Linked DNA regions of Homo sapiens: all the other regions are linked to region 1. The links are chromatin contacts, found by Hi-C or POLR2A ChIA-PET in ENCODE. All regions are on one chromosome and are shown on one strand. The core of a region is the stretch at or near the end of the contact, and the rest is flanking DNA. Distances in the headings are between cores, read along the strand shown. Region 1 overlaps SEZ6 (seizure related 6 homolog). Region 2 has its middle 27 kb from the start of CRYBA1. Region 3 holds the start of FAM222B (family with sequence similarity 222 member B).

The links. A loop is a pair of places that touch in the nucleus more often than their neighbours do. ChIA-PET counts read pairs that join two places held with the same protein, here RNA polymerase II (POLR2A). Pooled maps may share reads with other maps.
Region 2: a map of chondrocyte shows a loop between it and region 1 (2.6-fold over the local background). The contact joins two enhancer-like sites. A Hi-C loop is called at or near these places in 1 of 168 maps with a recorded cell type or tissue (chondrocyte), 1 of 37 single-sample maps with no recorded cell type and 8 of 50 pooled maps.
Region 3: a pooled map shows a loop between it and region 1 (3-fold over the local background). The contact joins the promoter of FAM222B here to the enhancer-like site in region 1. A Hi-C loop is called at or near these places in 3 of 50 pooled maps. POLR2A ChIA-PET finds 5 or more read pairs at or near these places in 5 of 52 experiments (HEK293, HEK293T, activated B cell and 2 more).

The regions. Positions count from the first base shown.
Region 1 is chr17:28,981,206-28,984,691 of GRCh38, reverse strand. SEZ6 (seizure related 6 homolog) reads left to right here. Exons shown (of 17, transcript NM_178860.5): 2 at 2,653-3,321. All of the region lies in intron 1 of LOC105371716 (a long non-coding RNA gene), which reads right to left. Among named protein-coding and RNA genes, the nearest start is that of SEZ6, 23 kb to the left of the region's middle. RefSeq lists an enhancer at 1,816-1,865. Within about 2 kb of position 2,236, at least 12 of the 41 ENCODE cell types and tissues checked have a DNase peak (open chromatin) inside an H3K27ac peak, as active enhancers do.
Region 2 is chr17:29,217,714-29,221,199 of GRCh38, reverse strand. No RefSeq gene overlaps it. Among named protein-coding and RNA genes, the nearest start is that of CRYBA1, 27 kb to the left of the region's middle. RefSeq lists a silencer at 1,500-1,589. Within about 2 kb of position 1,644, at least 2 of the 41 ENCODE cell types and tissues checked have a DNase peak (open chromatin) inside an H3K27ac peak, as active enhancers do.
Region 3 is chr17:28,840,803-28,844,288 of GRCh38, reverse strand. It overlaps FAM222B (family with sequence similarity 222 member B), which reads left to right and starts at 1,499. Exons shown (of 3, transcript NM_001077498.3): 1 at 1,499-1,607. RefSeq lists a silencer at 1,531-1,720 and an enhancer at 1,406-1,920.

The sequences.
Region 1 (3,486 bases), core at 987-3,486:
TGACAGTGGGTGGCACCCGCTGGGACCAAGTGGCAGCTGATTTTGGAATCAACTTGCTCGTTTGATATGCTATCTCGATCCCAGATAGCACAATCAGTGCAATCGACAGTGATGGGAGGTGCCCATTAGTGCTGCTCCATTGCTCAGCACCCACCTGGCAGCCAGCGGGAAGAGCTGTGCCTGCCCTGGACACTTCCTGAATTAGAGAATCTCTGTGCACTCCCTCTCCCAGGAAGAGTCACACAGGTACCTACTCTGAGAGCCAAGGGCCACATCTCTTGTTGGGTACTCTGGAAAGGGGCCGCATAAACAATGCCCGGATCCAGGGGGCTCCAATCTATGTGATTAGAAAAGCCCCCCTTCCTTGCGCCATGCTAGAATCAGTCTCAGCTTACCTGGCATAGCCTGTGTGATGTCTGGGGGGTGGGCAAAAAGAGGAGCCCTGTTCTGGCATGTCACAGGCACTGCCTGGACCTTCCGTAACTTATTCAGATGAAAGACAGGCACTGGTGGACCATCTGCTCTGGGGGGTGTGGGCCTGGCTGGACATCTAGATTGGATGGTGTTGTCAGTGGCTGGCACACAATGCCAAGACACAGATGGGCTGCTTTAGTGGGCATCTCAGGAGATAGCAGTTGGTCCTGGTTTCTCAGGGATGTGGGGTGCCCAAGCTCCTCTGACCCAGAAGAATGGAGAGCCCTCCAACCTGTACCCACCTCCCCCACCCAATTTCCTCCCTCCTCCCATTTGTCTGACACATCAGAGCTGCTATGGTCTCCTGAACAGAACGTAGGCCATCTGCTGCTTCCTCATGCCTGCCAATCTATGGAGTGGGTGTGAGCCTCTGGAATGACAGCCCCACCACCAGACGTGCGGAGGAAGCGACCTTCTCCTTGCAAACTCTGTGATCTCACCCCGGCTGTGTTTCCCTTCAAGTCCTCATGCAGCCATTTTGAGAGCTGTAAGGATCAGAAATATCCTCCCAGGCTTCTCAGAGCTGGCAAAATTCTGTATGAGCTGAATCTGGAGCCAGCATTCATTGACCTTTTCTTGGCAGTTAAGGATCTGGGGAGCCGAATGGGCCACAAGCAGAATATGCATCATCTCTCCAGCTATGTGGTTGAATAAGTCAACACAATCAATAGCAGAGCAATCTGTACCTCAGACCAGAGATAGCAAATCAGTTTCATCCCCCAGAGCCAATCTCATTGATTGGTAGTGGCTGCCTGAATAACATTGTGAGAGGGAAGTTGCTAAGGACCAGGTGGCCTTAGCAAGAAATAACCAAAATTGATTAGCAATGCCTGCCATGGATTAGGGAGTGGGTGGGTAGCATGCTAGATTTCCATTCTACACCTGTTTTTCACCCTGCCCTAGATGGAACCTGATTAGTGTCACCAGAAAGATTAAGGGAACTCAGGGGGACATATCAAATAGAGACGGGATGTAATATTATCTCAGTCAATCCTAAAAAGGAAACCCAATTTTACAGATGAGAAAACTGAGCTTCAGAGAGTTTGGGTTATTTGCCTGAGGGCACACAGCCCTAGAGTAGTGGATCTGGGATTTGAAGTTATGTCTGCCTAGCTCCAGAACTTGGCTCTTCCCACTCTACTCATATTACTGCTCTAGAAGGACCATAAAAACAGAAATGAGTACAAAAGAAATGATTTCCTGAGAACGGAGAGAAACTACTGGGCCCCTAACAAAGAAGTCATGCACCCATGGTCGGGTGCGGTGGCTCATGCTGTAATCCCTAGGAGGCTGAGGTGAGAGGATTGCTTGAGCCCAGGAGTTTGAGACCAGCCCAGACAACATAGTGAGATCTCCATCTCTACAAAAATTCTAAAAATTAGCCAGGCATGGTGGCATGCACCTGTAGTCCCAGCTACTAGAAGTGGGGGTGTGGGGACTGTGGCTGAGGTGGGAGGATCGCTTGAACCTGGGAGGTTGAGGCTGCAGTGGAGCCATGATCACACCACTGCATTGCAGCCCGGGCCACACAGCGAGACACTGTCTCAAAACCAACAAACAAAAAAAGAAGTCATGCAACCATGAGGAAATCTAAAATAAAATCCCAAATATGTGACGCATTTCCTGAGGCTAATGACCAGCAGGTTCACTGAGAACAGGAAATGAACTTGAATGCCCTATCATCTCAGACAGGAAAGACACTGTGGTGGGAGACACACTTACGGTTTTCATCTCAATTCAACTGGTCGCGTGACTTTGAGCAAGTCACTTCCTTTCTCTGGCCTATTTCCTCACTAGTAAAATAAGGCCTCTGCTCTTCATTAGGGATGGCAAATATTTGTCATGTCAGTCTGAGGTGTCAGGTGTGACCTCGTGGAGTGCTGTGTTGAGGAGGATTCTGAGGCTGAACCTGAGAACAGTAGGAAATAGTGCACGGATGGGCTAGAAATGCCTGCCTCTGGTGCTGGAGGAGAAAGAGTATCTCATGTGCCACCCTTGAAGTATGTAATAGCACCTCACTTCCAGTTCACAAATTCTGTAGTTCCGTGATTCTCAGCAGTGAGCACGCTCCTCAGGGCTGTCTGTCAAAAGAGAGCGGGCCCCCCCACTACTCGAGTTGGGCGTGATGCTGCTCTCTGGAGCAGGGGGAGAACCTCTGACCATCCCTTATTATTTCAGGACTCTCTTTAGAGGCCCCAACCGTGGGGAAAGGACAAGCCCCAGGCATCGAGGAGACAGATGGCGAGCTGACAGCAGCCCCCACACCTGAGCAGCCAGAACGAGGCGTCCACTTTGTCACAACAGCCCCCACCTTGAAGCTGCTCAACCACCACCCGCTGCTTGAGGAATTCCTACAAGAGGGGCTGGAAAAGGGAGATGAGGAGCTGAGGCCAGCACTGCCCTTCCAGCCTGACCCACCTGCACCCTTCACCCCAAGTCCCCTTCCCCGCCTGGCCAACCAGGACAGCCGCCCTGTCTTTACCAGCCCCACTCCAGCCATGGCTGCGGTACCCACTCAGCCCCAGTCCAAGGAGGGACCCTGGAGTCCGGAGTCAGAGTCCCCTATGCTTCGAATCACAGCTCCCCTACCTCCAGGGCCCAGCATGGCAGTGCCCACCCTAGGCCCAGGGGAGATAGCCAGCACTACACCCCCCAGCAGAGCCTGGACACCAACCCAAGAGGGTCCTGGAGACATGGGAAGGCCGTGGGTTGCAGAGGTTGTGTCCCAGGGCGCAGGGATCGGGATCCAGGGGACCATCACCTCCTCCACAGCTTCAGGAGATGATGAGGAGACCACCACTACCACCACCATCATCACCACCACCATCACCACAGTCCAGACACCAGGTCAGCTACCTGCTGGCTTGCAGATGTGGAAATGGGGATGGGGGAGGCTGCGGGGCCCCTAAAAGCCTGTCTCTGACACTGTGCCAGCCTGCCCTGCCCTTTGGCACCAAGGGCCAGCCTGCAGGAGGCATGTAGATTGGACCCAGATAGACCTGAGCTCAAATC
Region 2 (3,486 bases), core at 395-2,894, 240 kb before region 1:
CACACACAAAAACTTATTGTAGTGTTGATAGACACTTAGATATTTCCCCACTTGGAGGCTGTTATAAATAGTATTGCTATAAACATGCTTGTTTATGTTTTCTGGGTAACATATGTAAACATTTCTTTTGGGAATATACCTAAGAATAAATTGCTGGGCCATAAATATGTTCAGTTTTAGCAGACACTATCAAACAATTTTTCAAAGTTGTACTAGCTTGCAATCCCACCAACAGTGTGGAATAGTTTAGATGTCTATGCATCACATATTAGAGGATTCAAAACTGGAGGAAATCTTGTCTCTCAACTACAGTGGATCAAGAGTTTTTTCTTTTTTTTAGATGGGGTCTTGGTCTGTCACCCAGGCAGGAGTGGCTCACTGCTGCCTCCAACTACAGGGCTCAAGTGATCCTCCTGCGACAGCTTCCTGTATAGCTGGGACTACCGGTTCATGACACCATGTCTGGCTAATTTTTTTTTTATTTGGAGAGACAGGGGTCTCACTATGTTGTCTGGGCTAGTCTCCAACTCCTGGCCTCAAGTGATTCTCCCACCTTGGCTTCCCAAAGTGCTGGGATTACAGGAGTGAGCTACTGTGCCTGGCCTCAAGAATTATTCGTGTTCCTTTTTTTTTTTTTTTTGAGACGGAGTTTTGCTCTTGTTGCACAGGCTGGAGCGCAGTGGCGCGATCTCGGCTCACCGCAATGTCCACCTCCCGGGTTCAAGCGATTCTCCTGCCTCAGCCTCCCGAGTAGCTGGGATTGTAGGCGCGCACCACCACGCCCGGCTAATTTTTGTATTTTTAGTAGAGACAGGGTCTCGCCATGTTGGCCAGGCTGGTCTTGAACTCCCAACCTCAGTTGATCCACCCGCCTCGGCCTCCCAAAGTGCTGGGATTACAGGCGTGAGCCACCGCGCCCGGCCCATTTGTGTTCCTTTTTAAGGTGAATGAATTAAGGCTGGTGTTAGAACCCTGGTATATATAGTGTATACTTTATGGTATATAACTACAAAGTATTATATTTCAAAATACCTACAACTTTTTTGAACGTTTATCTTGTGCCAGGCACTAAGAGACCATTTCATCACACAAACCTTTGAGACAGGTGTTGTTATTATTCACATAGTTCAGGTGAAGCAGCTGCAGCTTAGAAAGATGAAATAACTGCTCCCGGGTCCCAGAGCCTGAAGTAACAGAGCTGGAACAGCCTGACTACAAAGCCTTGGAGCCCTGCAAATATACATGCTCCTGTGTTTCCTTCCCGAGGGTGGACTCAGCCTTTTTCAAAAAACTCTTTTTCAGCCTCCTAAAGACCTAAGATCAGAGCTATATGTTGCCAGATACGAATACTTAGACCAGGTGAAATTTGTCCAATTGCAGCTTGAAACTGATGCCTTTGTATCCACGGATGAAAATAGGTGAGCAGTCACCTTGAAAAATTCTGTCCCCAGAAGTCTTCTTTCTCTCCAATGTGCTGTGTATTACAATGGCTCAGTGCTGGCCCATAGTGGCACCTCAGTAATACTGGCTGAACGAAATTCTAGAAAAGTTCACAAATTTGTGCGGTTGACGGGACCCTGCTGGCTGTAGCGCCTAGCCTCTAATTTCTGACCACCAGGGGGCATACGTCCGTTTCCAGAGTACCCTTATTCCCAGCAGACTCCGGAAAGCGGGGTCCCTTGAGGACAGGGAGTCCCAAGGAAGGGAGGGATTGTGCCAGAAAACTCTGAATTGAGAAAAAAGGTACATTCGAACTGGGTTTTTTCAGAGAGTGGTCCGATAGCCACCAAACCATAATCACCTAGGGTGCATGGCTAAAATGCAAATTCCAGCTTGTTCACTTCAGGCCGAGAGAATCAGACTTTCTGAGGGTAGGGTATAGAAATCATATGTTAAGGCCTCCAGGCAATTCCCCCCCACGCTCATGGCTCTTTATTTGGACTACCTGTATTCAGTATTGTGTTAACTGTGTGACCTCAGGCAAGTCAATTAACCTAAGACTCAATATTGTCATATTAGGGGAACATAAAAACCTAACTCTCAGGTATGTTGTGAGTAATAAACGAATCAATCCATCTAGAGAGCTTAGAATGAAGCCCGGAAGGAAGCATATTAGCTCTTATACCTCTTAAGATATTATTATTATTATTATTATTATTATTATTATTATTATTATTTGGGACGGAGTCTTGCTCTGTCACCCAGGCTGGAGTGCAGTGGCACGATCTCGGCTCACTGCAAGCTCTGCCTCCCGGGTTCACGCCATTCTCCTGCCTCAGCCTCCCGAGTAGCTGGTACTACAGGCACCTGCCACCATGCCCGGCTAATTTTTTGTATTTTTAGTAGAGACGGGGTTTCACCATGTTAGCCAGGATGGTCTCGATCTCCTGACCTCATGATCTGCCCGCTTCGGCCTCCCAAAGTGCTGGGATTACAAGCGTGAGCCACCGCACCTGGCCTAATTTTTAATTTTTTTTGTAGAGATGGGGGTTCTTGTTATGCTGTCCAGGCTGGTCTTGAACCGCTGGGCTCAAATGATCCTCCTGCCTCAGCCTCCCAAAGTGTTGGGATTACAGGTGTAAGCCACCATGCGTGGCCAGCCTGGGCCTCAGTTTCTGCACATGTAAAATGAGGGAGTGGGACTAATTGGTCTGTGAGATCCCTTCCAGTGCTAATGTTTTATAAAAACTTCACAGGGGCCAGGTGCAGTGGCTCACACCTGTAATCCCCAGCACTTGTAGGAGGCAAAGTTGGGAAGATTGCTTGAGCTCAGGAGTTTGAGACCAACCTGGGCAACACAGCAAGATCCTGTCCCTACAAAAAATGTAAAAAATTAGGTGGGCATGGTGGCGGACATCTGTGGTTCCAGCTACGAGGGAGGCTAAGGCGGGAGGATCGCTTGAGCTTGGGAAGTCGAGGTTGCAGTGAGCCATGATTGCACCACTGCACTCCCACCTGGGCAACAGAGCAAGACCCTGTATCAGAAAACAAACAAATGGCTGAGCATGGTGGCTCATGCCTATAATCCCAGCACTTTTGGGAGGCTGAGGTGGGTGGCTCACTTGAGGTCAGGAGTTCGTGACCAGCCTGGCCAACAAGGTGAAACGCTGTCTCCACTAAAAATACAAAAATTAGCTAGGCGTGGTGGTGCATGCCTGTAATCCCAGCTACTTGGGAGGCTGAGGCACGAGAATTGCTCGAACCCGGGAGGTGGAGGTTGCGGTGAGCTGAGATCAAGCCACTGCACTCCAGGCTGGCCAACAAAGCAAGACTCTATCTTAAACAAACATGCCAACAAACAAAAAACCCAAAACTTCACAGGGTTTGAGGATCCTCCTGAACACACACACACACACAGACACACACACACACCACTTCCCTTCATCTATGTTCCTACAGCCCCTGTGTGGTTCATTCACCTCGAATTACATTGCTAACTCTCTTCCCTGCTTTTTTGAGGGTAGGGTCTGTGTGGTCTTCATCCCA
Region 3 (3,486 bases), core at 250-2,749, 140 kb after region 1:
TGTGTCCAAACTCTGAAGAGAGGAGACCAGCGCTGGAGTTGAGAGAGAAAAAAGAGCCATGGTGATGAGGAGAGAGTTTAGTCCTGTACCTCCTCTTGCCTGCTGCTTTCAAGTCTGTTTTGTTGAATTCTCAGGACTCGATTGAGCTTAGTCTCTTGTCAGGCTATGCCAAAGCAGCACAGTAGTCTAGGGACTGACAGTTGGGCCTCACTGGACTTTAGTGGTTTTCTTTTACCAGTTTGAAAAAGGGCCAGGCTCACAGTGAGAGCTGGAAAGCAGGGGACTATTTGCCTGCGAATTCCTCAATAGCATACACGCGATGCCTAGAACATTTCTGTCCAATAAACAGCATGTGCTTGATAAACATACTGAACTTAGCGGTGTCCCCAGTGCATTCTAGGCGAGGTCACCTCCTTGACAAGGTCCCCAGGACTTCATTGCACCTCCTAGCTAGTAGCGTATTCTAGGATGGCAAAGCTGCCTTTACATAATTACCCCCGATACATTCTAGACACGATCATCTTGAAAGAGACCCAAATTTTACCAGGCATGGTGACTCAGGCCTGTAATCCCAGCACTTTGGGAGGCCGGGGCGGGCGAATCATCTGAGGTCAGGAGTTCGAGACCAGCCTGGCCAACATGGTGAAACCCCGTCTCTACTAAAAATACAAAAGTTAGCCAGGCGTGGTGGTGCAAGCCTGTAATCCCAGCTAGTCAGGAGGCTGAGGCAGGAGAATCGTTTGAACCCGGGAGGCGGAGGTTGCAGTGAGCTGAGATCGCGCCACTGCACTCCAGCCTGGGCAACAAGAGCAAAACTCCGTCTCAAAAAAAAAAAAAAAAAAAAAAGACCCAGGCTGGGCGCGGTGGCTCATGCTTGTAATCCCAGCGCTTTAGAAGGCTGAGGTGGGTGGATCACCTGAGGTCGGGAGTTCGAGACCAGCCTGACCAACATGATAAAACCCCGTCTCTACTAAAAATACAAAATTAGCTGGGCGTGGTGGTGCATGCCTGTAATCCCAGCTACTCGGGAGGCTGAGGCAGGAGAATCGCTTGAACCCGGGAGGCGGAGGTTGTTTGAGCCGAGATCACGCCATTGCACTCCAACCTGGACAACAAGAGCGAAACTTCGACTCAGAAAAAAAAAAAAAAAGACCCAAATTTATCATCAGTGGTCACCTCAGAGCACCTGAATTCAGGCCTTTAAGTGCAAGTAGGATGCAGAATTCTGGAAGAGCCAGTAAGTCTGTGGCTCCTTGGGGAAGCGCGATCCAAGGGTTTAGTAACCTAGGCACGGTACTCCAGAGGCGTACCCTGAGGCAGCCGCCAAATTCTCTAAGCCTCAGAATTCTTCAAGGCCAGCTCCCATGTCCACTAGAGACCCAGGGGTCCAGACCATCAGGCACTGAGGAAGACGCCCCCGGCAGGGGCTGCGCAGGCGCGTGCGGCCCGAAAGGGCCCAGGCGCTACACGCTGCGCAGGCGCAGGAGCGGCTCCGGGTAGTCCCCACAGCTGCGCCGGTGACTGAGGGGCCGGGCAGTGGAGAAGTGGTGGCGGCGGGCGGCGGGCGGCAAAGGAGCAGCCATGAGGGCCGGGCCCAGTCACCGACCGTGAGTAGTGGTGGAGGGGGAGTGGACAACGCGTGGGAAGAGGGTAACTTAGCGGAAGGATACATGACTTTGTGGGGTGGGCTCTGACTGTGGGAGACGGAAGGGCGTGGGGGAGGTACAGTTTGAGGTGATGATGGGAGAATTTGGGGCACGGGTGGCCCGGTCGCCGGCCGCAGAGCTGGACAGCTTGGTGGAGGGGGACGGGGTTGCGTGCTGTGGAGTGAAGCAGCCCATTTGTATCATCCCTTCCTCCAGGAGCTTTTGGTCGCCTCTCCTTTCCGCTTCTTTCAGAGAATGATTGCGGGGGGAGGGTGGTGGAGGATGAAAGCTCTGCTGGAGCTTAAGAAGCCACCTCTGAACCAGGCAGGGGAAGGGTCGGTCTCCCGGAGTAATAGGCTGCTCTGGGTAGAGGATGGGAGTCGGGAACCCTCTTTTGAAAGCCGGGAGGGGTCTAGGGAAAAGAGCTAGGGGCTTAGAGTCAGGCAGGTTCGAAAGGAAGTCCACCATTGATAAAGCTGTTAGGTAACCTTGGGCAGGTCCCACTTAACCTTTCTGAACACCAGGAAGATGTCATGCTTCAAACGGGCTATTGCAAGCATCACCTATGTAATTGAGATTGTTTATGCAAATTGTGAATTGTAAGTACTATGTTGATGTTAATGTATCACCAACAATGTTAGTGGAATTTAGACCTTACCGTTGTTAATGGAATGACTGATTTCTCTGTTAAGATAAGAAGCGTATTGTTTGTAAAACCTCAGTAGACACATATGTGCTTTCTTTATGGGCACAGCAGACCATGTGCAGAACTACCAGTTCTGTAATGTGATAAATTAGCCATCAGACTTCTGTAGGAAAAATACCGTACTCCGGCGTTTTTACAAACGGTTTGCAGCTCCTCACCCGAAAGGATGGAGGGCCAATCTATTAAAATATTTTCTGAACATAGCTAACTCATGTTGCCTTATAACACAGTTGGCACTAATGTGCTTTAACGAGTTGAGAAAAGGCCGGGTGCAGTGGCTCATGTCTGTAATCCCAGCACTTTGGGAGGCCGAGGCGGGCGGATCACGAGGTCAGAAGTTGGAGACCAGCCTAGCCAACGTAGTGAAATCCCGTCTCTACTAAAAATACAAAAAATCAGCCGGGTGTGGTGGCGGGCGCCTGTAATCCCAGCTGCTTGGGAAGCTGAGGCAGGGGAATCACTCGAACCCGGGAGGCAGAGGTTGCGGTGAGCCGAGATAGTGCTATTGCACTCCAGTTCGGGTGACAGTGCGAGACTCCGTCTGGAAAAAAGAGTTAAGAAAACTAGTTTGAGACAAGCTGGGAGGGCTGCCCAGTGAGGGATGTGAAAATATAATTTGTTTATTATATTTTATTTTATTTTTGAGACGGAGTCTCGCTCTGTCGCCAGGCAGGAGTGCAGTGGCATCATCTCGGCTCACAGCAACCTCCGCCTCCCGGGTTCAAGCGATTCTCCTGTCTCAGCCTCCTGAGTAGCTGGGATTACAAATGCCCACCACCACGCCTGGCTAATTTTTGTAGTTTTAGTAGAGATGGGGTTTCACCATGTTGGCCAGGCTGGTCTTGAACTCCTCACGTCAGGTGATCCACCCACCTCGGCCTCTCAAAGTGCCGGGATTACAGGCGTGAGCCACCGTGCCTGGCTATTTTGTTATCTTTATTTTTATTTTATTTTATTATAATTTTTTTTGAGGTGGGTGAAGGAGTCTTGCTCTGTCACCCAGGCTGGAGTGCAGTGGTGCGAACTTGGTTCACTGCAACCTCCGCCTCCTGGGTTCAAGCAATTCTCCTGCCTCAGCCTCCCTAGTACCTGGGATTATAGGCACGTGCCACCATACCCGGCTAATTTTTGTAT